3 separate regions of the Homo sapiens genome follow, and all the other regions are linked to region 1. A link is a loop called in an ENCODE intact Hi-C map of the cell type or tissue named here. Cell type or tissue: endothelial cell of umbilical vein. All regions are shown on one strand.

The links. Hi-C counts contacts between places; a loop is a spot of excess contacts. Peaks named below come from ENCODE experiments on the same cell type or tissue, not always from the same donor. Only the 100,000 strongest peaks of a DNase experiment are listed, where the experiment ranks them.
Region 2: a loop joins it to region 1, with 3 times the contacts of the local background. A loop is called at or near these places in 3 of 110 quality-filtered maps.
Region 3: it touches region 1 in a loop (7-fold over the local background); 4 of 110 quality-filtered maps call a loop at or near these places.

Annotation. Positions count from the first base shown.
Region 1 is chr12:31,870,921-31,878,920 of GRCh38, reverse strand. LINC02422 (long intergenic non-protein coding RNA 2422) reads left to right here. Exons shown (of 2, transcript NR_135029.1): 2 at 1,028-1,952. Among named protein-coding and RNA genes, the nearest start is that of LINC02422, 12 kb to the left of the region's middle. RefSeq lists an enhancer at 3,212-3,506. In endothelial cell of umbilical vein, no CTCF peak of the experiment used is centred here; a DNase peak (open chromatin) is centred at 3,420; H3K27ac peaks cover 1,603 bases.
Region 2 is chr12:32,309,078-32,317,077 of GRCh38, reverse strand. All of the region lies in intron 4 of BICD1 (BICD cargo adaptor 1), which reads right to left. Among named protein-coding and RNA genes, the nearest start is that of FGD4, 86 kb to the left of the region's middle. In endothelial cell of umbilical vein, a CTCF peak has its summit at 4,823 (motif pointing right); a DNase peak (open chromatin) is centred at 4,827; H3K27ac peaks cover 385 bases.
Region 3 is chr12:31,746,236-31,754,235 of GRCh38, reverse strand. LOC105369724 (a long non-coding RNA gene) reads left to right here. Exons shown (of 4, transcript XR_931501.3): 2 at 900-1,088; 3 at 2,883-2,988; 4 at 4,798-5,103. Among named protein-coding and RNA genes, the nearest start is that of AMN1-AS1, 21 kb to the right of the region's middle. RefSeq lists enhancers at 4,260-4,844, 4,707-5,001, 4,853-5,032, 5,053-5,122, 4,845-5,430 and 1 more. In endothelial cell of umbilical vein, no CTCF peak of the experiment used is centred here; DNase peaks (open chromatin) are centred at 4,815 and 7,325; H3K27ac peaks cover 4,164 bases.

The sequences.
Region 1 (8,000 bases):
TTTTTTTTTTTTTTTTTACCGACAAGAGACAGCTATGCTGAACTAGATTGATCATCAAAGACGTACTAAATTGTTAACCAGCCATCATCCATTATGAACTATGCTAAAACCTTCCAGATGTGTAAACTCACAGTAGTCCTTCTAAGCCTCTGCCTAATCTCACCAAGACGGAACATGATTTTCCTATTTGCTGGATCTGTGTCTCCCAATTGCAATTCCTGAGACCCAGATTAAAATGCATTTTCTTTTGTTTGCCACTCCACAGTGTTGGTTTTACTTCTTATTAGTTGGCTGGCTCAAAAGTCCAAAAAGGCTTCACTCAATGCGTGGAGCCCCAGTGGTCCTCCACGTGGCCTTTCTCTCTCCATGTAGTCTCTTCTCTTCCAGTTGTCTTGGCTGAGCTTCTTCAAAGCATAGCATCTAGCTTCCTGAAACAAAAATGGAAGCTTCCAGGCCCCTGAAAATTTAAGCCTAGAACAGGAACATAAAACACAACTATACTGGGAATAAAACCTTTCCATCACTAAATTAGGTTCAAGTGGTGGTGGGGGGAGGAAGTGGGCCTGCAAATTTCCTGACATTAGACAGTTTAACTAGAGGGAAAAAGAACATGCTTTATATTCATACATGTGACAGCATTAGAAAGCAGTAGCTTGCTGAACAGCTAGGGGTAAGGGTATATTACAACAACAATTTAATAGGCAGAAGGAGCGGGAAAGCTAGAGCTTCTGTGGGAAGTACAAATGGGCTTTTAGGGAAACCAATGGCAGGTATTACAGTTTATGATAATGTTTGTTTATGCAATTTCTCACCCAGGTGCTAACAGTCAGGCTCCTTCCTGGCTGGAAGCTCCCCCAGAGAGGGGATTTATGGCAGCTTCATTCTCCAAAGGCCCTGCCTATAGTCAGATAAGGGAAGCTCAGAAGAGGCTTCTTTCTGCATCTATAACTTGAATGTCTTAAAAGAATCATTGTACCATAGGGTGGGTTGTGATTCCCTTTAACTTCCACCTCATTCTGTTTATTAGTCAAGGGAAGTCGCAAAACCAGACGGAATTCAAGGGAAGGAAACCGACTCCGCCTCTGATGGCTGCAACAGTATGCACATTCAGGGAGGAAAGGAATTAGCAGTGGTCATCTTTCTGGACCATCTACCACAGTGGCTAAAGTTAACACCTAGAAAGGAAGGTCGTGTTTTCAGCTTCTTTGACTGCTGCTCCAGGTGTCAAACCCTGAAGGGTGAGCTGACGCTAAAGACTGAGTGGTTATTTTTTCCAGAAGAGGAGAAAGATTGAAAATGTGGCCGGCCGATTCTCCCTGATGATCACACAGACAGACCTGCATGACAGTCAAACAGACAGGCCTGCATAGCACCCCAGTTACACAGACGAATTTCCCCAGAGCTGCCTTAACATTGAGCAAATAGTTAAACCTAGGGAAATTGGTGCCCAGACAGCAAAGCTAGAAATGAAACATATGGTCAGTAGGAGCCTTGCGTGGGCTTCTCCCTAACCTGGAGCAAACCAAAATAATAGAGACAGTCTTTCATTCCTAGTGCCAGGACCCGTCTCGGGTCAACGAAATCTGAGACAGTCAAGGTAACAGAGGCAGCTGTTCGAATAGATTCATTGGAGAGTCTAAGGCAGCCCTCCAGACCAAGCTGTAAAGCAGATAAGATAGAAATAATCACTCTGGTACCACAGTAGACAGGCCTTGTAGGTACTGGGCCGCTCACAGCTTAATCCGACTTAGAAAGCATTTTTGCCTCTGACCTTCTAGTTGAAACAAAATTAGTTACCAGTAGACTTAGGCAAATGCTACACTGCACACAGGCGCATAACCCCAACCTATATAAACACTAAGACAATTGTTGACACTTTGAGTTGGCCTGGTGGAATTATCTCCAGCCTTCTGCCTGTATCTGGTTACAGCAATAAATTCCCTTCTTTCCTAGTCTGTCTGCTTCTCGTTATTGGGCCTCAAGAAAATGCAGCCGGACCCGGCTTGGTTCCGGGAACAAAAATGCATATTTTAGGTAGGATGTAATTACAGGGATTGACAATCAAACACATACAACATACTGAAACCATGGACTATGTGTAGCATTAGACAGAAACAGGAAGCACCCAGGATAGGGAAATGGCTGCTTCCTGGAGTCTCTCCACTGCCACTCACCACTGCCACACTGGCTGCTCAGATATGTGGTTAAGAAGCCAAGGCTCACGTGCCCAAGAGTGTTCTGCCCAGGAGGGGAAAAATTCTTTTTCCTTCTACTCATTTTAGATTTACAGGCTGGGCCCTGTAAATTAGATTGACAAAAGACAGATTAACAAGATAAAAACGTTTTTATTTTATTTTATTTATTTTTTATTTTTTTATTTGTATTATTATTATTTTTTGAGACGGAGTTTCGCTCTTGTTGTCCAGGCTGGAGTGCAATGGTGCCATCTCAGCTCACCGCAACCTCCGCCTCTCAGGTTCAAGTGATTCTCCTGCCTCAGCCTCCCGAGTAGCTGGGACTACAGGCATGCGTCACCATGACCAGCTAATTTTGTATTTTTAGTAGAGATGGGGTTTCTCCATGTTGGTCAGGCTGGTCTCGAACTCCCAACCTCAGGTGATCCGCCCGCCTCGGCCTCCCAAAGTGTTGGCATTACAGGCGTGAGCCACCGTGCCCGGCCAAGAAAAAGTTTATTTTTATTTATTTATTTATTTATTTTTGAGACGGAGTCTTGCTCTGTCACCCAGGCTGGAGTGCAGTGCAGTGGCCCCATCTCAGCTCACTGCAAGCTCTGCCTTCTGGGTTCACACCATTCTCCTGCCTCAGCCTCCCAAGTAGCTGGGACTACAGGCGCCCGCCACCACGCCCAGCTAATTTTTTTCGTATTTTTAGTAGAGACGGGGTTTCACCTTGTTAGCCAGGATGGTCTCGATCTCCTGACCTCGTGATCCGCACGCCTTGGCCTCCCAAAGTGCTGGATTACAGGCGTGAGCCACCGCGCCTGGCCGAAAAAGTTTTTTAACATGTGCTGCCTGTATACACATGGGAGCATTCAGTGATGAGTAACTAAAAAGGGTGGCTAGAACTGGGGCTTGTCCAGCATCTTAACAAAATGATGAAGGGAAACAGTGACGGGTTAGTCAAAGCACATAAAATGGAGTCGGGAGGCCATTTCGGTTTGGACCTCAGGCCTGTCTTTTTAAAAAAAAAATTAAATTAATTATTTATTTATAGAGACAAGGTCCTACTACGTTGCCCAGGCTGGTTTAGAACTCCTGGGCTCAAGCAATCCCCCTACCTCTGCCTCCCAAAGTGCCAGGATTACAGGCATGAGTCACGGCGCCCAGCCACCCCACGCATGTCTTAAGCAGAGAACTTCCTGGCTAAACAACTGCCAAAACATCTGTGACTGCTTCCTGCTGAGCTGGGAAGTCCCCAGGAACAGGCCACCTTTTAAACAATTACAGCCTGTCTCCTGACTCCAAGACTGCTTTAGATACGATCACACTGATCATAATAGTTGAAAAACAACTTTTTTTTCCCTTCCCTTTCCTCCTTGCCTTTCCTCACCTCTTCCTTCCTCTCTTTCCCACCACCTCCCTTCCCTCTCCCCACGTTCTCACCCCCTCCCTACCTCATCTCCTATTGTCTTTCAGTATTGATGGAGCTGACATCTGACGGTGTGGGAGGCCTATGTGGATCCCAAGCCCTTGGTCCCTTGAAAAGTACAGCCTGAATCTTCATCCTGCCCCCCCACTGCAGCCCAGCCTGCAATGTCACTTATAAAGCAAACTCAACTTTGGTGTCTCCTCCTTCTCTTGTAGCTGTCACCACAGGTCTGGGTCCAACAGACCCTCTTGGCATCTGGTGGGCAGGGGAGGAGCCACTTGACTTCAAGAAGGTGTGTGAGCCACTGTCCACCTTCAGCATCCAGTCTCAGCCTGTGGAAGTCCTTAAGTTCTTTTTCTTTCCAGGCCCTGGGCTGAGGTGGTTAGTGAAGGAGAAACTGGAGAGACAGCAACTGCTTTGCTCTCGCCTCCCCTTCCCTTGCCAGGTCACACTGTGCTTTCACTCACCCAGTACCTGGTATTCTAGTGCCTGCCTTTCCAACCTCCCAGCTGACCCCAGGCCTGTTTATCTGCAGGATGAGAATGCTCCCATCTGCCCTGCATCTCCTGTGCTTCCTGGAAGATTTAGAGGAGCTTGGAAATGTTAGGTGCCGTGGACTTTTAAAGTTCCATTTTGCAAATGGGAAACCCACCTCCCCAAAGCCCCAGACCTAGCGAAAAACAACTTTTCTAGTCGCCCCTTTCCTGATTCATCCTTTTTTTCTTTTAAGGCCCGAGTCTCTTTTTTGATTTCTGGAGCACTTCTCAAGGTAACCTGGAAGTGTTTTCAGACTGCAGTCACTCACATTTGGCTCAGATAAATTATTTGACGTTTAAACCATGCCTCAGTTTTTTCTAGCTTCATAAGAAAGAACATTTGTAGAGAAATGATAATACAAAGGAAAACGACTTTAAGTTTCTAGGGTGATAAATTGTGGGAAAGTAAATATGTTTAAATGGGGGAACTAATAGATGGTAAGAGCTAGTTAATGAAGTTTGAAATGTAGATTCCTCTGGTGTCATCTCTGGGCTGATAAGAATCTACAGTTGTCTCCAGTGATTAACTTTGGTCCTTCCTGGTAGAAAGGGAAGGGCAGACACCTTTAAAAATTTTTGTCCTGGTGAACCAGGCGTGGTGGCTCACGCCTGTAATCCCAGCACTTTGGGAGGCCGAGGCGGGTGGATCACGAGGTCGGGAGATCGAGACCATCCTGGTTAACACAGTGAAACTCCCTCTCTACTAAAAATACAAAAAACAAAATTAGCTGGACATGGTGGCGGGCGCCTGTAGTCTCAGCTACGTGGGAGGCTGAGGCAGGAGAATGGCGTGAACCTGGGAGGTGGAGCTTGCAGTGAGCCGAGATTGCGCCCCTGCATTCCAGCCTGGGCGACAGAGCGAGACTCTGTCTCAAAAAAAAAAATTTGTGTCCTGGCTGGCGTGATGGCTCATGCCTGTAATCCTAGCACTTTGGGAGGCAGAGGTGGGAGGATTGCTTGAGCTCAGGAGGTTGAGGCTGCAGGGAGCCATGTTTACACCACTGCACTCCAGCCTGGTGACAGTGCGAGACCCTGTGTCAAAAAACAAACAAACAAACAAAAATTATGTCCTGCTTTTAGGCAAATATGGAGGGCAGGCAGAGAAGTTTTCTTGTATCTGCATCTGCTTCTGATACGGACAGGGGACAGGGAAAATACTGGTTAGAAGAGGGTGGATCCCTGGCAAAGACCTCACCTTCAAGCCTGAAGACCTGCGGCCCTAAATGAGGACAGGCATTCCTGTTTTCAAGACAAAGAGGTTGCCTTTTGTCCCTCCACACCCTCTATCCTGCCCCCACGTAAACCGCAAACCCCAAGCTCCACAGCAGAGCAGCAGGTGAGTAGAGGAGGATACCAGCAGATGGACGGTGGAACAGCACAGCAGGGAAAGAGAGAAGAGGAGAGACGTCTGGATGCCAAGAGGAGTTCAGCTGGGGGCGGTAGGAAAGGAGTCCAGCCGCTGGGCGGCCTGACTCCAGGGGAAGATCACCTTCCCATTCCATCCACCCACCGTCTGGCTCTCCATCCATCCCTCTGAAAGCCACCTCCACCACTCAATAAAACCTCGCATTCATCCTTTGAGTCCGTGTGTGACCTGATTTTTCCAGGACGCTGAACAAGAGCTCGGGATACAGCAAGCTATCATGTTGGCCCTCTGCCCTTGTGAAAAGGCAAAAGGTCCATTAAGCTGGTTAACATTCAAGCTGTCTTCGGGCGGCCAAGCTGAAAGCTTTGTAACGCTGGGGCTGCAGGCATCCACTCCTAGACACTACAGCCGGGCCAGACCCCAGAGCGCTCACCCCAGCCTCTGCACCTGCCTGTCTGCATGCTCTCTGTCTCACAAGGGGATTAAGCAGTGAGGCAACTGAACAGGTGAGCTACACTTCTGTTGCACGTCCTGCAAGGGGAATCAGGGAAGTATCCCATTTCCCTTCCTTTCACTGTCTTTATCTCAAAATAATCAATATGCCAAAGTGGCATGTTTGGAGTGGCATGTTTTGCTACTCTTCAGTTCACTTGAAGAATTCATTTGTGGGACTTAACCTTTAAGTTGCTTTTTTGTTTCCTTTTTTTCCTTCATTAAATGTCTCAGGAACAGTATAAAATATGATTTTCCTTCTCTCAACCTCCCAGCCCCATAACCTCCCATAGTCTAGCCTTTACATTCACCACCCTACTGAGATTCATCAGTTGAGCCTCACAGTGGCATTCTAATGAACAAATCCCATGGCTTTCTCAATTGCTCACAAATCCTCTTACGGCATTTGAGAGTATTGATCACTCCATACTTGACATATTATCTCTTCCTGGTTTTTCTGATATTCAAAGCCCTGGTTCTCACCTATCTGACCCTTCTGCTTCTCCTTCTGGGATATATGTATATATATTTTTAGATTAACTTTTTGAAGGCCAGGCATGGTGTCTCATGCCTGTAATCCCACCACTTTCAAAGGCCAAGGCAGGCAGATCACTTTGAGCTCAGGAGTTCCAAGACCAGCCTGTGCAACATGGTGAAGCCCTGTCTCTACAAAAAATACAAATATTAGCTGAGTGTCGTGGCGCACACGTATAGTCCCAGCTACTTGGGAGGCTATTGATATAGGAGTTAAAAAGAAATGATTTAGGCAGATAGTGAGGGTAAGAAAGTCCTCAGTAAGGTTTTCCTTTTAATGAAAAGCAGTCCCCAAGTCATTTCTTTTTGAAAAAGTCAGCCTGTAAAATTGAGCTGCAGACATAGATAAGCAAGCTGGAACCTTGCATGGGTGAATGCCGGCAGCTGTGACAATAGGAAAAGGTTACCTGGGGGCTAGGCATGTTCAACATGGCAGCTCCATCTTCCCTTTTCTTTGTCAACCACATGTCCAGTAAGGAACAGGCAACATGGCTCTGGCCAGGTAGAAAACCCATTTGCATAATAAAAGATTAAGGTGGGGTGGCCAGCTTCTTCGTGAGCTATGTAAACGTCACACCTGGTCTAACCAATCTTTGGGCCCTATGTAAATCAGACACTGCCTCCTCAAGCCAGTCTATAAAACCCGTGCACCTCACCATGGAACTGGAAGACCCACTCGGGCACCCCTCTCTCTGCAGGAGAGGGAGCTATTCTCTTTTCTCTTTCTTTTGCCTATTAAGCCTCTGCTCTTACTCATCTCTTGTGTGTCCGTGTCTTCGATTTCCTTGGTATGAGACAATGAACCTTGGGTATTTTCCCAGGCAAATGACACCACTTCACTGTGGTGGGAGGATCGCGGGAACCCGGGAAGTGGAGGTGGCAGTGAGCTGAAAATCATTATTTTCTATCTTCTTGGCTAGCTCTTCTTGTTTCTCTTGCCCTACCCTCCCATCTTCATTTCATCAGCCCCAGAGACTAAAAGAATTGGAAATAGACCCAGCCAAGTGGGCGCTGGGGGTGAAAGGGTGCTCAGTAAAGTTTTTGGTCTCTGGCAACAAGTGCGCCTCAGTGTACGTGGAATGATATGAGACCCACTGCAAAGACCTAGCATTGGTCGGGCCTGGTGGCTCACACCTGTAATCCCAGCACTTTGGGAGGCCGAGGCGGGAGGATCACTTGAGGTCAGAAGTTTGAGACCAGCCTGGCCAACATGGTGAAACCCTGTCTCTACTAAAAATACAAAAGTTATCTGGGTGTGGTAGTGCATGCCTATAATTCCAGTTACTCGGGAGGCTGAGGCAGAACCACTTGATCCCGGGAGGAGGAGGTTGCAGTGAGCCGAGATCGCACCACTGCACTCCAGCCTGGGCAACACAATGAGACTTTGTCTCAAAAAAAAAAAAAAAAAAAATGGCCAGGCGCGGTGGCTCACGCCTGTAATCCCAGCACTTTGGGAGGCGGAG
Region 2 (8,000 bases), 440 kb before region 1:
CATATACACCATGGAATACTATGCAGCCATAAAAAATGATGAGTTCATGTCCTTTGTAGGAACATGGATGAAACTGGAAACCATCATTCTCAGCAAACTACCGCAAGGACAAAAAAACCAAACACAGCATGTTCTCACTCATAGGTGGGAATTGAACAATGAGAACACATGGACACAGGAAGGGGAACATCACACACCGGGGACTGTTGTGGGGTGGGGAGAGTGGGGAGGGATAGCATTAGGAGATATACCTAATGCTAAATGACAAGTTAATGGGTGCAGCACACCAACATGGCACATGTATACATATGTAACAAACCTGCACGTTGTGCATATGTACCCTAAAACTTAAAGTATAATAATAAAATTTTAAAAAAAGAAAAAAAAAAGAAGTGCAAAATGTATACAGATGCTCCTCAACTTGTGATGGGGTTACATCTCAATAAAACCATTGTAAATTGAAAATATCCTAAGTATGGCCAGGCGCATTGGCTCATGCCTGTAATTCCAGCACTTTGGGAGGCTGAGGCGGGTGGATTGCCTGAGGTCAGGAGTTTGAGACCAGCCAGGCCGACATGGTGAAACTCCGTCTCTACTAAAAAATAAAAAATAAAAAAAAATTAGCTGGGCGTGGTGGCACGTGCCTGTATTCCCAGCTACTCAGGAGGCTGAGGCACAAGAATCGCTTGAACCCAGGAGGTGGAGGTTGCAGGGAGCCAAGATCATGCCACTGTACTCCAGCCTGAGCAACAGAGTGAGACTCCATCTCAAACAAAAAAGAAAAAAAAAAAGAAAATATCATGTCCAAAATGCATTTAATACACATAACCTACCAAACATTCTAGCTTAGTCTAGCCTACCTTAAAAGTGTCCAGAACACTTACGTTAGCCTACAGTTGGGCAAAAATCATCTAACTCAAAGCCTTTTTTTTTTTTTTTTTTGAGACAGGGTCTCACTCTGTTGCCCAGGCTGGAGTGCAGTGGCACAATCTCAGATCACTGCAACCTCTGGCTCCTGGGTTCAAGCAATTCTCCTGCCTCAGCCTCCCAAGTAGCTGGGATTACAGGCGCACACCACCACACTCGGCTAATTTTTGTATTTTTAGTAGAGACGGGGTTTCACCTTGTTGGTCAGGCTGGTCTCGAACTCCCGACCTCAGATGATCCACGCATCTCAGCCTCCCAAAGTGCTAGGATTACAAGCATGAGCCACCACGCCCAGCCCCACTCAAAGCCTATTTTATAATAAAATGTTTACTATCTCATGTAATTTATTGACTACTGTACTGAAAATGAAAAACAGAACAGTTGTATAGGTACTCAAAGTATGGTTTCCACTAAATGGTATTGCTTTAACACCATTGTTAAATAAAAAAGTCTAGACGAACATTCACAAGTCAAGGACCATCTGTACTCTGAAAATTATAAAGCATTGTTGAAAGAAATGAAAGAAGACCTAAATAAAGGGATAAACAGCCCCTGTTTCTGGGTCAAAAAACTGAATGTTAAGATGGCAATACTACCCAAATTTATTTACATATTCAATGCAAACTCCAACAGAATTTCAGCTGGATTCTTTGCAGAAATTGACAAGATGGTCATAAAATTTATATGGAAAGGCAAAGGACCTAGAATAGCCAAAACAGTCCTGAAGAAACTTCTTGAAAAAGAACTAGCAAACTTTCCTATTTCAAAAATTGCTACAAAAAAACTATAATCAAGATACTATAGTATTGGCATAAAAACAGACATATAAATTAATGGAATAGAATTGAAAGTCTAGAAATAAGCCCATATATACATCTATGACCAGTTGATTTTGGACAAGGGTACAAAGATAATTCAATAGGGGAAAGAAAGAATAGAATAGTCTTTTCAACAAATGGTGCTGGGACAACTGGATGCCCACGTGTAAAATAGTAATGTTGATCTCTTCCTCATATCATATTCAAAAATTAAGTCAAAATGGATCAAAGACCTAAATGTAAGAGATAAACTATAAAACTCTTAGAGGAAAACCTAGCCATGAATGTTCATGACCTTAGATTAGACAACAGTTTTGTATGACACCAAAAGCACAAACAACAAAAGAAAAAAATACACTAGACACATCAAGATTAAAAAGTTTTTTTAGCTGGGCATAGTGGCATGCGCCTGTAGTCCCAGCTACTCAGAAGGCTAAGGTGGGAGGATTGCTTGAGGCCAGGAGAGTCCAGGGGTTTGAGGCTGCAGTGTGCTATGATTGTGCCTATGAATAGCCACTGCACTCCAGCCTGGGCAACATAGTGAGACCCATCTCTTTTAAAAAAAAAAAAACTCCTTTGTACATCAAAGGACACCATCAAGAAAGTGAAAAGACAACCCACAGAATGGGAGAAAATATTTGCAAATCATAAATCACTTTTATGATGAGGGATTTGTATCCAAATCAGTAAAGAACACTTTCAACTCAGAAATAAAAAGACAACCCAGTCAAAAAATAATCTGAATACACATTTTTCCACAGAAGATATAAAAGAGCAGATAAGCACATGAAAAGATGCTCAACATCATAGCCATCAAGGAAATACAAGTCAAGATGATAATGAAATACCACTTCACATCCACCAGGATGGCTATGATTGAAAAGGCACATAATAACAAGTGTTAGTGAGAATGTGGAGAAATCGGAACACTCATACACTGCTGGTGGGGATAAAAAAATGGTACACTCGATTTGTTTTCAAAACTAGCAGTTCCTCAGAAGGTAAAACATAGAATTACCATATGACCCAGCATTTCCACCTCTAGTATTAACTCCCCCGGGAATTAAAACATACGTGCACACGAAAACTTGTACACAAATGTTCATAGCAGCTTTATTGATAATAGCTAAAAAAACAAACAACTAAAGTGTCCATCAACTGATGAATGGTTACATGAAATGTGGTATCTGCATACCATGGAGTATTATTTGACAACAGAAAGAAATGAAAATGAAGTGCTGATATATTACAGCATGGACGAACCTTTAAAATGTTATGCTAAGTGAAAGAAGCCAGTCACAAAAGACCACACATTGTATGATTCCATTTATTTTTATTTTATTTATTTATTGATAGGGTCACGCTCTTTCACCTAGGCTGGAGTGCAGTGGCATGGTCATGGCTCACTGCAGCCTTGACCTCCTCCCAGACTCAAGCAATCCTCCCACCTCAGCGACCCTAGTAGCTGGGACTATAGGCACGCACCACCGTGCCCAGCTAATTTTTTCTGGGTATTTTTGGTAGAGATGGGGTTTTGCCATGTGGCCCAGGCTGGTCTCAAACCCCTGGCCTCAAGCTATCCTCCTGCCTCAGCCTTCCGAAGTGCTGGGATTACAGGTATGAGCCACTGCGCCCAGCTAGTTTGTAATCTCTAACTATAAAATCTGTAATAGTTTAGCCATTTGTCAGCTTTGTACTAGGAAATAATTATACTTGTCACTTTAAGTTTCAGAACCCAAGAACTAACCAATCTTGTTTTCATTAATGTCATCCTATAAATATTCTGTGAGTGTTTAAGCAGAGATAATATTTCACTTGTTCGACTGTCTCTGTGTAGCAACTCCACTTACTAGATTTTTGACCTTGAACTAATGACATAACACAGTCATGCCTCAGTTTCCCTATCTATAATATGAAGATAATAATACTCTCTACCCCATACAGTTGTTATAAGCAGCAACCAATTAAGCAAATATATAAAAATTGCTTTGAACTCTTATGGGACATATAGCAAATTACCATCACCACTTAACATCAATCATTATAGAAAAAACTAAAATTGCCTTTAATAGAGTGGATCAAAACATAATATGAATATATTTCTTCCACATCCATGAGGATGCAACAGAATATATTAATTTTAGTTTTACAGAAACATTACTGTTTTCTCATACTACATGTGAAATTATATACCCAGCATAATACTGAAAAAAAAAATCCAAAGAGTTTTCCCCTGCTTAGTTTGACTCTATGCAGATGTAAAGTTAGAGGCTATTTATCAAAGACAGAAATTTCAGCACAAGCATACAGGACACCTTTAAATTGATTAAGTAATTTAGTTAGTATTTCCAGACAGAATCTACTTATTTTCATTCTAATAAAACTAATTAAGGTATTTGACTGCCACTGGAAAATGTCAATTACAACCTATTTGAAATAATGAGGTCTTGAGGGCACCAAAAAACCAAAATAATTTATCCGATAATACTCTGAAAAACTTCTCTCATGAATAAAGGATGACACTCATTGAACTATTCACTATCAAGGACTATTGTCAAGTTTATAGAGACTGAGGTGAATCAAAATGTTTTCTTACTGTATTTTTTGTGTATATGTTTCTGTATTATGTGAAACTTAGCATGATTAGCTAAGTTTAAAATATTCCTGTATTTTATTCCATAACCTAGGAAGGCATACAATTCAGTAAAATATTCACTCTAATTTATTCTGAGAAAAAGCTCTCCCTAATTTAGATACAGGCTTACCACCACTTGCCTTTCCCATACTTTTTATAATTTATGTATTGACCGTTTATACACAGGGATAGTGGGGACCTTCTTGGCATCTCGAAACCTGATGGCAGTTTCCAGGACAATAATAATTTATAAAATGTTATGACTTATACACAGTTTCATATTTACCATCCCATTTGGTCCTCACAATTCTACAGAGGAGGCATGGCATTATCACCAGGGCTTCAATGCAGAAGTCTGCAGGTTGTATGCAAACAACTCCAGGAGGTGCTATTTAAATTGTAGTAGCTATAAATGTTTATACTTGTTATTACCATTTCCCAGCAGATGGCAGTATGATGGCTTCAAGAAGGAGACCTGATTTTTGTTTTGTTTTGTTTTTTCCATAGTTCCAACAAAGGCATGGCAGAGACAAATGGTGGGGCTAATTTATTACCTTCCCCTTTTGAATGAGCCTCAGAGAAGCAAAACAATTCACTCAACATTCCTGATAATTAAGGCAGAGGTGAGGACTAAGATCTGATTTTTTTTTATCTTGCCCAAATTCCTATCTAAGGGGTCTGGGGAGTTCATGCCCTACAAACCATAAATTCTCATCGGATGCGTTTTATTTAACCCTGTATATCAAGAGTTACTTTCCAATCTGATACTGGCAAAGAAAGAAAACCAAAATATATTTCCTTGCCATACCTTGAAATTGCCCTGCAAAGTCTCTTGTGGGAAAAATCCACATTCTGTAGAGAATCCCCTTTCCCCGCTTTGTTTTCCTTCCTTCCTTTCCAGATCCAGGAGATAATCAGCTAAGAGCCAGGCACCCTTCTAAGTGCAATAAGAAACATTTTACAACCTGCTCTCTCTGAAGTCAGCTATCTGAGAGCTTCCTCTGCACAATAAAACTTGGTCTCCACAATCCTTTATCTTAACCTGAACATTTTCTTTCCATTGATCCCACGCCTTCAGACAAACTCAACCAATTGTCAACCAGAAAATGTTTAAATTTACCTATAGCCTGGAAGCCCCCGCTGTGAGCTGTCCCACCTTTCTGAACCAAACCAATGTATTTCTTTCTTTTTTCTTTTTTTTGAGACAGAGTCTTGATCTGTCGCAGGCTGGAGTGCAGTGGCGCGATCTCGGCTCACTGCAACCTCCGCCTCCTGGGTTCAAGTGATTCTCCTGCCTCAGCCTCCCAAGTAGCTGGGACTACAGGCATGCATCACCATGCCCAGCTAATTTTTGTATTTTTTTTAGTAGAGATGGGGTTTCACCATGTTGGCCAGGATGGTCTCAATCTCTTGACTTCATGATCCACCCACCTTGGCCTCCCAAAGTGTTGGGATTACAGGCGTGAGCCACCGCACCCGGCCCAATGTATTTCTTAAATGTATTTAATTGATGTCTCATGCCTCCCTAAAATATATAAAACCAAGCTGTACCCCGACCACCTTGGGCATATGTTCTCAGGACCTCCTGAGGGCTATGTCACAGGCCATGGTCACTCATACTTGGCTCAGAATAAATCTCTTAAAATATTTTACAGAGTTTGACTTGCTTCGTCGACAGAGGCATTTTTTTTTCCTGGAACCAGGTTAAATAAATACCTATGGATGGGAAAACATAAATCATGGGCATACATTGAGCCTTGTAGGAGAAGAAAAGGCCGAAAGGGTATATGGACTAGGTATACTGTTTTCAAAGGAGTTCTTTAAAAACAAATTAATGTATTTATTTTAACTGACAAAAATTGTACATATTTATCATGTACAACATGATGTTTTGAAATATGTAGGCAAAGTGGAAATTGAGCTAATTATGACATGCATGACCTGACATACTTATCATGTTTGTGGTGATGTAACTGAGCCTATATTATCAAAATCATTAAACGTTTGTTTTTTACTTATTTTCCTTTCTCTTTGTCCTTTTCTTCCTCCATGCATGACTGCTTGCACGTAGTCATTCGGTAGACGGTAGTCACTAATAATTGATTAACTTTGCATCCTAACCCTGGCAGCCAGTAAGATTAATGAACTTGTTTTCCTTTCAAAGAACAATGATCCTTAGGTCATGCAGACCTCCTTGATGGCATCCAGAAGTCTGATTGAGCTGCGGGACACAAACAACTTTGATCATTGGGGGATTTCATTCTCCTGCACAGCTGCCTTACTCACAAAAACCCCCAGTTACGTTCAAAGGCAGGTAGGATTTGACCGATTGCCTCTCCCACAATGTCATTTTTGGAAAAATGAATACACCTTTCTCTGCTGCTAAGCACTGATGTGTCAGTATTTGGCTTACTGCCCATCCAACACGTGGACCTACATTTAGGGGTTCTACAACACTGAGAACACTTAAAATCTACTCTTTTATTTTCAATACAATACATTGTTATTAACTACAGTCACTGTGTTGTACTATAGATCTCTTGAACTTACTCCATCAAAGGGGTACTTGATCAGAAGGAAGAAAACCTGAACTGCTGCATATCACCTGGTTCAGGGAGTTACAGCCTTGCCTGTGCCCCTCTACACTGTCATGAGCTGTTAGCTAAGCACAGCTGTTGGATTAGAGGCACAAGGCGGCCTCTCCCATGCAGTGTTTTGGATCCAGGCCAGGAGAAATCCTAAGAGATAAAGGAACTATGAAAATACAAACTGTCAGGGATAGCATTAGGAGATATACCTAATGTAAATAACGAGTTAATGGGTGCAGCACACCAACATGGCACATGTATACATATGTAACAAACCTGCACATTGTGCACATGTACCCTAGAACTTAAAGTATAATAATAATAAAAAAAAATGAAAATACAAACTGTCACGTTCCAAGTATGTTGACACTGTAAGCTGAGGTGCGCAAAACTGACAGCCGCCCAACAGGACAGTGCTATTCCTACAACGCCTGCAACTGCAAAATCCAAAAAGCTCGAAATCAAGTTTTATCATAATTCACTTGATTATGATAAAACTCACTTGGCAGTATTCAGACAGTCCTAAACTCCCAGGGCAGCCAAACTGCACCTGACTGGTGTAAGGCCTTTAATGGTCCTCATCTTATTCTTAGTGTGAATACTCATGTTTCACTGCAGAAATGTTAATATTATTTGATCACCGGATGCTGCATCTGATCCCAGTGGAGATATCACAATCTATGTGGTATATGCTGCATATTACCTTTCTACAATCTGAAACCTGAATTTTTAAAACACACCTGGTCCCAAGCATTCCAGATAGCTATACTTAAAGTACATTTGATTGGTTCCTCTTCATAATTTCCAGAACAATGGTACTGACACATATATGCTTCAGGTGCACAGTACTCTCATTGATCAGACTTGCCATATTATTTTTAATCCTTATTAACATCAAAGCCAATTACAATAAATTCTAGGCAATGTATCCTGTAATGTTTTTGTAATGTGTTTATTTACATAAATTTAACCCAAAAAGATGTGTGGCTAAGGAAAAAACTGTATTGCAAAAAAATAGTTCATGAGAAGGTA
Region 3 (8,000 bases), 120 kb after region 1:
GATCTTCTTTCTTTTTTTTTTTTCTTTGAGATGGAGTCTCGCTCTGTCACCCAGGCTGGAGGGCAGTGTCGCGATCTTGGCTCACTGCAACCTCCTCCTCCCAGGTTCAAGCGATTCTCCTGCCTCACGCTCCTGAGTAGCTGGGATTACAGGTGTGTGCCACACCACCAGGCCCAGCTAATTTTTGTATTTGGTAGAGACGGGGTTTACCATGTTGGCCGTGATGGTCTCCATCTCCTGACCTTGTGATCTACCTGCCTCGGCCTCCCAAAGTTCTGGGATTACAGTCATGAGCCACTGTGCCCGGCCCTGATCTTCTTTCTTTAACCACTATTATCAATGCCCTATTCTGATAATTGCTAATAATTAAATTAGTAGCTTTCTTCTTCCTTCCACCTCCTTTTTCTCTCTACAACTTCTCAATTTTTGTTAATTATATTATGTTTCTTAATGTGTATATTTGTTCTGTTTAATAACAACAATCCCACATTTATTTTAGTTTTAAGCCAATTTACCAGCAGCGCTTATGCTATCTACCCAGTGCTTTCTAGTCATCTCTGGTTTGACAACATTTGTCCATTGGTGGATTCTTCATGTGAGTTAATACAAACAATACCCTTAAGATGTTGTGTTTTCAAAACTCTTTGGCTTTATATACATACATACATATGTATGTATATAAACAAATATATATATGTGTGTGTGTTTGTTTTGTCTTGTTTTGAGACAGGGTCTCACTGTGTCACCTAGGCTGGAGTGTGGTGGTGCAACCATGGCTCACCACAGCCTCAATCTCCTGCACTCAAGCGATCCTCCCACCTCAGCCTCCCAGGTAGCTGGAACTGTAGGCATGCATCATCATGCCTGGCTAAATTTTTTTTTAATTTTATTTTTATTAGGGACAAGGTGTCACCATGTTGCCCAGGCTGGTCTTGAACTCCTGGGATCAAGGAATCCTCCTGCCTCAGCCTCCCAAAGTGCTAGAATTAGAGACGTGAGGCACCACACCACCTACCTTTATATTTAAGCAACAGTTTGACTGCATACAAAATTCCTGGGTCACATCTCTTTGCTGGAGGATTTTATTGGTATGTATACATAATGTCTTCTAAGAACAAATGCTGTGGAGAAATCTGAAATCAGCCTGTTTTTCTCATTATAAGTGATTTATTCTCTGGCTTTTAAATAATTCTTTTTGAAATCTAATAATTTTATCAGGACATAGATTGCTCTTGACTACTTGGAATCTTTTTTAGTAATATGCCATTTTACATTTTTAGACTCGTTTCCTTTTTCTCTGCAATTTTTTAAAAATTATATTTTAAATTTGTTTCCCTGTTTCCTTATTTTTTTTTTCTTTGCTTTCAAGATCTGTGGGTATATGCTTCTCACCAGTTCTGGGAAATTCACAGCCATTATCTCTTTACACATTGCCTCTACTCTTTTCTCACTATCTTTCTAATTGAAACTAAGTGTATGTTAAATCTTCTTGATGCAGAACTGCTGGGCTCCAGGCTAAACTTCACCCTCAAGCCTGGAACCTCAGTCCTAAGTGAAACAGCTGACCCCATTTTTTCCACCCAAATGATTGCTTTTTTGGCCCGCTCCACCCCCTGTCATATGCCTATAAATACCAGACCAGCTAGCAGAACAAAAGGAAGAAAAAGAGCAACCTCAGCAGCTGATGCAAGTGGTCGGGGATACAAGCTGCTGAGCATCAGGAATACATGCAGCTGAGCATCGGAAACTACAGATAGACACGGCTTCAGAGAAAGAGCAGTTTCTTCCCATACCATCCCCTTTCCAATTCCCCATCCTGCTGAGAGCCACTTTTATCACACAGTAAAATCTTCCATATACACTACCCTTCAAAAAGTTTATGTGACCTGATTCTTCCTGGACTCTGAATAAGAATTCGGGTGTCAAGAAGGGCAGGTGCAGAAGGCTGTCAGCCTGGGCTGTTAACACTTAGCCATCCACGGACTGCAGGCTGAGTGAAACAAGCCACTCCAGTTCCTGCCCACAAAGGGGGTCAAGGTCAAGACTTGACCTTGAACTATGAACTATCCTGTCTCATTCTCATCCTATCTTACATATCTTTTAACCTTTTTTTCATATTTTCCATTTCCTTGTTTCTCCCTGTGCATTCTGGATCAGTTATTTAGATATATTTTCTGGTTCACAAATTCTCACTTGAGTTATCTAATCTGCTAGTTCATCCCTCCACTGAGTTCCTACCACCACTTCCCCATCCCCGACCTCATTTTTTTTTTTTTTTTTTTTTTTTTTGTTTTGAGACGAAGTCTCGCTCTGTGGCCAGGCTGGAGTGCAGTGGTGCGATCTCGGCTCACTGCAACCTCCTGCCTCAGCCTCCCAAGCAGCTGGGATTATAAGGCGCACACTGCCACACCTGACTAATTTTTGTCTTTTTAGTAGGGATGGGGTTTCATCATGTTGGCCAGGCTTGTCTTGAATTCCAGACCGCAAATGATCCACCCTTCGGCCTCCCAAAGTGGTGGGATTACAGGCATGTGCCATCATGCCTGGCTAATTTTTGTATTTTTGTAGTGACGGGGTTTTGCCATGTTGACTGGGCTGGTCTCAAACTCCTGATCTCAAAGGATCCACACGCCTTAGCCTCACAAAGTGCTGGGATTACAGATGTGAGTCACCCCATTATATTTTTAATTCCTGGTTCTTTTTGGATTGTTTCCAAAATGTTTCTGTTCATTCCTGTTTCTAGTTGAAGGCTCACTTTTTAAATTATATACTTCTTTAAACACTTCATACACAGCTGTTTTATGTCGTATATATGTAATTATAATTCTAATACTAGAAATATTTGAGAAATCTAAATCAGTTGTTTCTGCTGACTCTCACAGTGATTGCCTTCTTGTGTGTTTGGTAATCCAGTTTGTGAGTTGATGGCTTCATCATAATCTGTGGGAGTCCTCTGTACCAAACTTGGAAAGTTCTCCTCCAGACAAGGTCGGTTTTCATTCCTGTCTGTAATGTTGAGGCTTAGAAACCAATTCCCCAAAATATGGCATGTTTACATCCTGAACTAAGAAGACTCAAGGTCTCTCTGATCTACCCACCCCTCACCAGCTCTTCCAAAGAGGCTCAAGTTCCTTTACCTGCCTAAGCTCCAGACCCACCAAGGAGAACAATAGTTTTCTTCCCTTCCCTGGGAAACCTGCCCAATTGTCCTGTAGAGGTGATGTTTATGGTTCTTTTTAATAAACATAGAAATTTATCCTCCTGGTCTTAAAACTTGAGAAAATTACATCTGTCTTATCTGAGTTGCTTTCTCAGAAAAGAAACCATCAGTCCTCCCAGACAGTATCAAGGAGCTGAAACTTACCAGATCATCACATCTGGACAAAGGGAGCCAGACGCCTCACCAATCATGACTGCCTGCTTCCTGTTGACCCCTTTCTCTTCCTTACCCCTCCCTAAAATTCCCGTTTTTCCACACATAGTTACATTTCTTCCCTGCTATACAAATCCCAAATTTTAGACAGTCAGGGAGTTGGATTTGGGACTGATCTCCCATCTCCTCTGCTGCAGCACTGGATTACAGCCTTCTTCCCTGGCAATACTCATTGTCTTAATGATTGGCTTTCTGTGAGGGGAGCAACAGGACCTAGACTGAATCTTGGGTGTTTTGGTAACATCTGTAAGACCGAAAATGTAACCACACCTAAACAGACCCTTTTTCAAGATAATGACTGACTCTCTCCAAGGATCATTTAAATTCCAAAGAGAACTACCTACAAGTTAATTTCTGTTCCCTGATCCAGTCATTCTCCCTAGCAATCATTTATTACCCCTCATCTAATCTAATCCCAAACCCTAAATCTAATAAAATACTTCTAAAATCTGCACCCCTAATGCCCTCCCACACTCAACCATTCCACTTACTTTGTAATTTAGAGAGGCCTAAATTTTGTTAAAATAGAGGCACAGCTAATAGATGTTTGTTACACTTACTTTCTTTCCCTTTGACATTTTCATCTACCAGGCATGATTACGTAACATAGTCCTTTTTTTTTTTTTTGTGATGAAGTCTTGCTCTGTCGCCCAGGCTGGAGTACGGTGGTGCGATCTCAGCTCACTACAGCCTCTGCCTCCCGGGTTCAAGCAATTCTCCTGCCTCAGCCTCCCGAGTAGCTGGGATTGCAGGCGTGTGCCACCACGCCCGGCTAATTTTTTGTATTTTTAGTAGAGGCGGGGTTTCACCATGTTGGCCAGGCTGGTCTCGAACTCCTGACCTCAGGTGATCTGCCAGCCTCTGCCTCCCAAAGTGCTGGGATTATAGGCATTGAGCCACTGCCTGGCCAACACGGTGAAACCCCGCCTCTACTAAAAATACAAAAAATTAGCCAGGCGTGGTGGCACATGCCTGTGATCCCAGCTACTCGGGAGGCTGAAGCAGGAGAATCGCTTGAACCCAGGAGGCGGAGGTTGCAGTGAGCCCAGGTTGTGCCACTGCACTCCAGCCTCGGCGACAGACCAAGACTCTGTCTCAAAAAAAAAAAAAAAAAGAAAAAGAAACAATGATCTTTAAGTCATGCAGACTGCCTTTGTATTTTCCAGAAGTTGGATCAACTGAGGAGTGCAAGCAGTTTCAATCACCAGGGAGCTCACCTCTTAAGCTGTAGGCGTAGTTGAATGATAGCCCATCATTGTTCTCTTGTTTGCTTTTCTATAATTGCTTATTGCTCAGGAGTTATGTAACAGGCAGTCACAAGCGCTATTGTGAAACCTGAGACTGATCTCTGAGATATTTTTCAGACTTTGCCTTCAGGTGAATCAACTGACACCAGCTTGAACAGTGACCGTGACTGCAACAAAGGAACTGACTCAACCGGTCCTCTGACCACTCCCCTGCAGGAAATGACTCAGCACATGAAGACAGTTTCAACACTCCTATGATTTCATCCCCCAACCAATCCACAACATCTGTTTCCTAATGCCCTACCTGCCAAATCATCCTTAAAAACCTTAGCCTCTGAATTCTTGGTGAGGTGGATCTGGGAAATGTATCCCGTCCTCCTCACTCTATTGCCTTGCAATAATCAAACTCTTTCTCTGCTGCAACTCCTGCTGGCTCAGTGTTTTGGTTTTATCTGTGCAGTGGGCAAGAACCAGTCAGGTGGTAACAGTTCTGATTGTTACTTTTGGGTGATTTCCCCTACAAAGAGGAAAAATACTAATTTTGAACCACCATATTCAATTCTTAAGGCTTCCTATATTCTTAGTGATAATGTCATTTTTGAAGATAACATATTTCAAAGTACAGTAGCTTTGAAGTATATTTGTATTTTGAAGATACATGTACTTGAAAAATTGAGTTTGGCAATGTGTTTCCACTAACATTAATTTAACAGGTAAGGCCGGGCGCAGTGGTTCACGCCTGTAATCCCAGCACTTTGGGAGGCCAAGGTGGGCAGATCACGAGGTCTAGGAGTTCGAGACCAGCCTGGCCAATATGGTGACACCCTGTCTCTACTAAAAATACAAAAATTAGCTGGGCGTGGTGGCTCGCACCTGTAGTCCCAGCTACTCGGGAGGCTGAGGCAGAAGAATCGCTTGAGCCTGGGAGGCGGAGGTTGCAGTGAGCCGAGATGGTGCCACTGCACGCCAGCCTGGGTGACAGAGCGAGACTCCGTCTCAAAAAAAAAAAAAATTTACCAGGTAAAAGTCATCTTGGTTTAAAATATTTTCACAACACTTTAATTTTTCATGTGGTTACCAGTGTGGCCTTATATCGCCAATGTTTAAAAAAATGTTATGGACTCCTGCCTCAGCCTCCCAAGTGGCTGGGACTACAGGCGCCGGCCACCATGCCTGGCTAATTTTTTGTATTTTAAGTAGAGACGGGGTTTCAGTGTGTTAGCCAGGATGGTCTCTATCTCCTGACCTCGTGATCTGCCCACCTCAGCCTCCCAAAGTGCTGGGATTACAGGGGTGAGCCACCGTGCCTGGCCAGAGGATAGTAGAAAATGAGAAGATTAATGCAGAAAAGTCATCAAAGCAGAAGGTAGATCTCCAGTCTTTGCCAACTCGTGCCTACCTGGATCAGACAGTTGTGCCTATCTTATTACAGGGACTTGCTGTGCTTGCAAAGGAAAGATGAGGAAACAGACTTGGAGAGGTTAAGTGACATGCTCAAGACAACACTGCTGGGTCTTGCTACGTACGTTGACCAGGTTGGAATGCAGTGGCGTGATCATGGCTCACTGTAGCCTCGACCTCATGGGCTCAAGTGATCCTCCCGCCTCTGCCTACCAAGTAGCTAGGACCACAGGCGAAGCCACCATGCCCGGATAATTAAAAAATAAAAAATTTATAGAAAAAAATGTTATCGAGGACTTTGAAAGTATTTCACTAAACCAAAACATAGTGATGAAAATAGTAATGTGAATATTAAAGTAGAGAATGTCACAAATATAAAAAATTAACAAGAGCCCCATTTTCACTGAGGAAATAGGTGAATATGATAATTTTATAGAAACAAGTAAAGAAAAATGTGAATAGAAGTATGAAAGTGGATATCTGAAAATGAGCAATCCAGCTACTCTTTTTTTTACACCATGTTTATCTTTTAAGTAAGTCTGTCAAGTTTTGACATGAAGTTAATGATGCTTTCATTTTGATTTTTTTTTTCTTTTCTTTTTTTTGAGATGGAGTCTCGCTCTATTGCCCAGGCTGGAGTGCAGTGGCGCGATCTTGGCTCACTGCAACCTCCACCTCCCAGGTTCACGCCATTCTCCTGCCTCAGAGTAGCTGGGATTACAGGCGCCCGCTGCCAGGCCCGGCTAATTTTTTGTATTTTTAGTAGAGACAGGGTTTCACCATGTTAGCCAGGATGGTCTCGATCTCCTGACCTTGTGATCCACCCACCTCGTTCTCTCAAAGTGCTGGGATTACAGGCGTGAGCCACCGCGCCCGACCTTCATTTTGATTTCTAACAAAACACTGAGCACTGGTAAACCAATTAAATTTTTCATTTCTAAAACAAAACAGCATAGTAAAAAATTAAATAATTCTTTTGCTAAAGTCAGAAAGAGGCCAAAACTAGATATCCATTCAGATTTGCACTTCTTATATCCTAAAACAGACAGTTCTTACTGCTGTCAAAAGGTTTGTAAAAACCTAATGTGAAATTATTCAAAATATGCTCAGAGAGAAAGCAAAACACACTGCTACTGGAAAATTACATTGTCAAGTGACTCATCTGACATTGTGTAACATTAGTAGCATTCATTATGAAAGAGGAATTACGGTCTTGTGTGCATGCTAGCAAATATCCTGTTCAGAATTGGATAAAGCCACCGACACTTGCCATCTGCCACAAAACATCCCCTATCAAGCTTGCCAACCATCTTTATCTTGCCAAATCTAATGATTTGTTCTCTATCCAAATCACAGTTAATTTCTCAGTAGTAGCTGACCATTATTTTCTTTTTGAAACACTTTCTTCTTGAAGTTTTCCTGAAGCCACACTGTTTCCCCTCTTTATCACTGGCTGCTTCTTCTCAATCTCCTTGCTAGTACCTGCCTCTTTTTTCTCCTCATCTTCTAAATATTAGGACTCTCTAGAGCTGGGTCCTTGATGCTCTTCTGTTTTTTGTGTACATTCTTTCCCTATTTAATCTCAGTCAGTCCCATAGCTTTATGACAAGCATGTTACGGATTCCCAAATGAATACCTAGAGCCCTGTTTTCTTCCCTGAACTCTGAATTCATATATCATTTGCTGCTTTATTATTATTATTATTATAGATGAGGTCTCACTACGTTGTCCAGGTTGGAGTGCAGTGGCTATTCACAGGTGTGATTGTAGCACACTGCAGCCTTGAACTCCTGGACTTGAGTGATCCTCCTGCCTCAGCCTCCTAAGAATAGCTGTGACTACAGGTGCATGCCACCCATAGCTGGCTAATTTTTAAATTTTTGTGGAGATGGGGGTCTCACTATTTTGCCCAGGCTGGT